Regions from separate parts of the Homo sapiens genome. Here region 1 is linked to region 2. Evidence: read pairs that join two places in POLR2A ChIA-PET (ENCODE). Cell type or tissue: endothelial cell of umbilical vein. All regions are shown on one strand. Each heading gives the region's core, and the rest is flanking DNA. Links, peaks and the distances in the headings are about the cores only.

Region 1 (2,823 bases), core at 168-2,667, 100 kb before region 2:
TATGTAGTTTTCATCTGGTAAAATCATATTCAACTTTATGGTCCAACTCAAATATCAACTTTTCTTTATAAACCTATCTCACTACCTCTAGGCCTACTTAAGGTATCTCTTTTGGGTTCCTGCAACTGTTCATTAATTTGTATAAAGTCACACATCTGATTACATAAAAATTAAAGATTCATGCCCCCCCCCACAGCAAAAGAGTTTCTTTACAATAGAAAGTCTTATTTGATTGTATTTATAATTTTAGTATTCTAATATTATTGAAACTTATTTCTTCTTTCACTTGTTTCTTCACGCAGGAAATATTTACCAAATATCCCAGACCAGACATTCAATACATCTAATATTCCTTAAATATTACATGAGAAAGAAAGTCCATAATATGTGAAAGTCAGTAAGGATAAGCACTGAGATTAGACAGCCTGGATTCAGTTTTGGCTTTGCCATGTTCTATCATTCTTTAGAGAGATTTTTTAGTTTAATCTGGTGTTTGTTTTGTTTGTGTGTGAGTCTCTTACTCCTAATAAAGACATACCTGAGACTGGGTAATTTATAAAGGAAAGAGGTTTAACTGACTTACAGTTCCACATGGCTGGGGAGGCCTCACAATCATGGCAGAAGGCAAAGGAAGAGCAAAGTCGCGTCTTACATGGTGTCAGGCAAGAGAGAGCTTGTGCAGGGGAACTCTCATTTATAAAACCATCAGATCTCATGAGACATATTCACTACCAAGAGAACAGTATGGGGGAAACTGCCCCCCGTGATTGAATTATCTCCATCTGGCCCTGCCCTTGAAATGTGGGGATTATTACATTTCAAGGTGAGATTTGAGTGGAGACACAATCAAACCATATCAGTTTGCTTTTTAGCTAAACTATATAACCAATATAAAACACAAAGTTTGGGCCTGACATAGAATAGATCATTCAGAAACACTGATGACTGAATGGAATAGTTAATGAACTCTGGCCCACCAGTTGCATGATAAGCTCAGTCTGATGAGCTACATTGTTTCATGTTTATCTCAAATACCTACAGGGAAAGCAAACTGGTTTTACTGTATCGTTTTTAGTTCCCCTCAGAAAGGAAAGACAAGGGTAGATTAAGTAAATAATTAATAGAAAAAAAGGGTTTTTTTTTCAGATAATGTAGGTGATGACTTATGTGAATGAGAATCACTTGCTTACTCCTGTACATGGACGTTATAAATCATTCACTTAATTTTCTTTTCCTGTTCAGGACAGCGCTAATTTAAACTATAAAAGCAGATTGCTCTGCCTTTTGGAGGCCTCTGCTTTTGTACATGGCCTGATTTTCCCCCTTGCAGTGTTTTCTCTTTTATATCCAAACAAAGGAAATGGATATGGACTTTGGATGCACATTCATTCCAGATAACCGAGGGAGGATCTTACCATAGTGGCGAAGTCATAATAAACTCCTGGTTACATATCAAAATATTTATTACTGTTCGACTGGGATAAAGGTGTGGTAGCTTTATCACCCCATTACAGGTTTCCTGTGACTCTGGAAAAGGAAGCATTCTTCTGCATTTACTGTTTTCATTAACTTTCCCTGTTTTTTTCTCCTTGTGTGTGTGTGTAGGGTATTTTTCCTCTGGAAATGAGCTGACTAGGCACGCTACTTCTACTTGAAAAAGACTGATGCTTGTCTTACACCATTTTGAGGTCACCACAGTACATGACTCAGAATCATTAGACAAATGTTGATTGAATATCTCCTACATTCCAAATACTGTGTTGAATGTGGTTAAAGCATTAAATGTTAATGGAATATTTTGTACAGTCAAGAAGTGATTGCTGTCATAGAAGAGACACAACACACTGGTAGAACACAGCAATGAAATTTGACTTGTGATGTATGTCCAGAAAAAGATAGATAACACATTCTCTAAAAGTTTAGAAGAAATTTTTGTCCCTTGGATTGTAGTCTTGACTGATTAAGAAACAGAACAACTTAGTTGAATACTGAGCATTGATTCGCAATCTAATGGTGCCTGGGGATGCCACCTGTTTTCTCGCAATTAAAATTTAAAAACAAAATTATACAAAGAGCAATTGGAGTTTAAAACAACTGTAAAGAAAACAATTAGAACAAAAATCCATTAAATTGAAAATAGTAAAACAAAGGGAAAATGAACATAATAAAAAACTGTTTTTATCAAAAGACTAATAAACAATTTTGATTGAAGACACAGGTTACCAACATCAGAAATGAAAGAGGAGATGATCACCAATCATCCTGAGACATTAAAGGATAAAAACAGAATACTATTTGTAACTCTATGCCTACAAACTTGACAACTTTCATGAAATGGACCAATTCTATGAAAGGTACAAACTACCAAAATTCCCAAGGAGATATAACTAATTTGAATAAACCTATTTATGTTAATAAAATTGAATTGATAATTAACAACCTTCCATAAAAAGAAAACACCAGGCTCAGATGCTTTTAAATTGAACCAAATATTTCAATAAAATAATAAAATAAACTATACCAATCCTCTATAATTTTTCCAGAAAATTGAATTGGAGGGAAAACATTCTAAATCACTCATTGTGTGAGGCCAGCATTACATTAGTACCAAAATCAGAAAGAAAATTACAAAAAAGAAAAACTATAGCCTAACATCTTTCATAAACATAACAGCAAAAATCCTGAAGAAGTATTAGTAACTAGCATCTAACAATATATAATAAAACTATACACCATGATGAAGTGAGCTTTAACCCAGGTAATGAAGACAGTTTCAACATTTGGAAATCAATCATTGCAGTTAACTTCTTCAACAAGCTAAAG
Region 2 (2,823 bases), core at 71-2,570:
TTTTAAATTCAAAATAAATTGTGCTTTGTTTCTAAAATTACACCATATATCTGAACATGAAATTCAAAGTCCAAGTCTCTGTAGAATTCCTATCATATTTAAACAACTTCACATATTAGCCATATTTCTAAATGGCATCATTTTTGTTGGTTTTAATTTCAAAACCAGAAGCTTGCAATAAGCAGAGAAGGAACTCAATTAAGCATAGCCTCTAGTGCAAATATTTAATTCCTTTCTCATCACTCTGCCATTAATAAGGCAATCACCCGGAAATAGGGGATTGATGATCAGCACATGGAATAATAATTGTGAAATGATGAAGAAAAGATACTGAAAGAATATTAGAGTTTATGAATTTGCATTCATATCCACTGGTTATAGCTCATTTAAAAAAATTCTTCTTTCTTCTCAGATCAACAATTCTTAGAAAGAGACTAGATAAGCAGTACATTGGTCTTTTATATGTAAAAATAAATAATGGCTCATAAAATTAAGGGCCATGAATAAATAAATAAATACAACTGAAAAACACTAGGTAATTTAGTACATGACATTAATTACTCTTTCTAATTATTCATAGAATTCAAAGTTTAATTTAGTGATAGTAATCCTTAGCATCCACATAGTATTTTTTGAGCTTTCTTTTTCTCCAGTACACTAATTATATCAAGGGGATAATCTCAATTATCCCATGAGGTAGACAGACAGATAGTACTTAAACAGAAAGATTGTGAGTCCTACCTAAAGAGAGGAGAATACACTTAACCACAGTGGGTTGCTCTGTATTATTATTTTTATTTAATGCTCCTCACAAAACTTCTAGGTAAGTCAAATTTGAACCCACTGTATACATGTGAGACTCAGAGATTTTAAATTAAGCATTTAGAGTTGCACAGTTATGAGACAAGGCTGAAATAAATTTCCGTGTAATGTGCAATCTGAATCGCAGACCACATTGTAGTTTAGGTGTTTTCTATGAATTTTCTCATAAAATCTTCCACAGGTCCCTGCATCTTGTAAACGTCTACGCTGCAACAAAAGGTTTAGTATGAGTTAAAATAATAAAAGCATCACTATTTCACAGATAAGGAAGAGGAAGGCACAGGGAGGCTGGGCTGCCTGCCTGACATCACCCAGCTGGCAACACAGAGAAGCAGTCATCAGATTGAGATCCCTTTGGCTCTAACCCCAATGTTCCTGGCACTAGCTTGAGTTGAAGGGGTCATAGTAAGAACAAAGATTTTAGATAAGAGAGCTTGAGTTTGATTTCCTCCCTATGACTTGCCAGTTGTGTGATTTCATGCCAGTTCCCTAATCTCTCTGAGCTGGTTTCCTTACTTGTGAAAATGCACAAAATAAACAGCCTTTCTCTTAAGGGTCACTGCGAGGTTGAAATGGAACAATGTGTATAAAGCCCTGGTGCCTGTCTCATCACTACGTCCAGTATATGTGAGTAAGTATTACACTCATGACACAAAGCCTCTACTTCTTGGTTGATCTCTCCAAGGTGATGGAGTAACAGCACGACCTCAGTAAACCACTGTCTGGTTTCAAGTCTAGTGCTTCTTCACCAACCATGAAATAGCCTTATTTATTATTTATTATTATTATTTATTAGTTGGTATCATTTGGTTCTAGTTTTCTGCTCCGGCAGAAAACTGCTCTTGTGTGACAGGGAACACTGCAAAAAGAAATAGAAGTAGTTTCCAAAAAGTCTTTACTGAGAGGACCAGATTAGTCTTAAAGCCCCTGGAAATACCCCGAGAGACAGACATAAGCAAAGCTGAGGAACTAAGCGCACCTGAGAAGAGGGAAGCAGGCCTAGAATCAGAACAATCAAATGTGGCAGGCCCTGCAGCACTTTGTCACTACATGAGAAAGAGGAGTGGTTTTGGCAATTTTTTCCTAACAGCTTGGCGTTATTTTGAACTTTTGCTTCAGCTGGTCTGTGGGAAGGGAGGATGAAGGGAAGTATCTCTGTGCCTGCTTGTCCTTCTCATTGTCTTCAGAGTCTCCTCTCTTTGAGGTGAAGCTTTTAGGCGCCAACATAAAAATAAAGCTGATAGAGCTGGCAGCACCTCTCAGACTGAGCAACAAAGAGAACACGCCAGCATTCTGCAGGGGAAGGAAGAGTGAGGAAATGAGCTCAGGACTGGGCTGTTGTCCGGCTCTTCCCTTCCCATCTAAACCTCTGCCACCATCCTGGGCCAAATCACTTGGACCCGGCACTTGGGCTGCAGCCCCAGCCTCCCACCTGGCCTCCTAGCTGCATCTTGCAGCCTATATATTGCGGTTACTTATCTTTACAAAGCACAGACCAGATGAGAACACCACTTTAATCCTCCTTGATTAAAACTTTTCTATGGAACTTCGTGAATTACAGGAAAAAGACCTACGAATTATCAACAGGAACCATGATGACTGACCAATGCTTCTCACTTCATCTACTCATTCTATGTGCTCTACAGTGCTGTCATTTGTGAACCCCAGCTTTCTCCTGGCACAGGGCCTTCAAATAAGTCATTTTCATTTTCTCAAAGGCTCACTGCCCTTGCTATTGTTGTTGCCTCCTCTTCATGCTCCCCTTCTCAAAGAGTAGTATGTCACTGCTTTAGGAAACCCTTTTACTGGACAGCTCCACTGGGCCAGGAGAGGCCCTGTAATGTGCTTCACAGATACTGTGCCTTCCCAGAAGAGCACTCAGCATCGCCAGTCAGAGTCTAAGCAAAAAAGGAACAAACAAACAAACAAACAGCCCAAGTGCCTTCAGATTTCAAAGGAGAAAATATAATGAAAGAATATCATTGGCCGCACAGATGATGG

What was found. ChIA-PET counts read pairs that join two places held together with the same protein. Peaks named below come from ENCODE experiments on the same cell type or tissue, not always from the same donor. Only the 100,000 strongest peaks of a DNase experiment are listed, where the experiment ranks them.
Region 1: POLR2A ChIA-PET joins it to region 2 with 5 read pairs; 1 of 35 experiments calls an interaction of 5 or more read pairs at or near these places.

The regions. Positions count from the first base shown.
Region 1 is chr4:11,800,623-11,803,445 of GRCh38, forward strand. No RefSeq gene overlaps it. Among named protein-coding and RNA genes, the nearest start is that of MIR12113, 19 kb to the left of the region's middle. In endothelial cell of umbilical vein, for the core only: no CTCF peak of the experiment used is centred there; a DNase peak (open chromatin) is centred at 1,509; H3K27ac peaks cover 1,863 bases.
Region 2 is chr4:11,903,053-11,905,875 of GRCh38, forward strand. No RefSeq gene overlaps it. Among named protein-coding and RNA genes, the nearest start is that of MIR12113, 120 kb to the left of the region's middle. In endothelial cell of umbilical vein, for the core only: no CTCF peak of the experiment used is centred there; DNase peaks (open chromatin) are centred at 1,249 and 2,279; H3K27ac peaks cover 2,064 bases.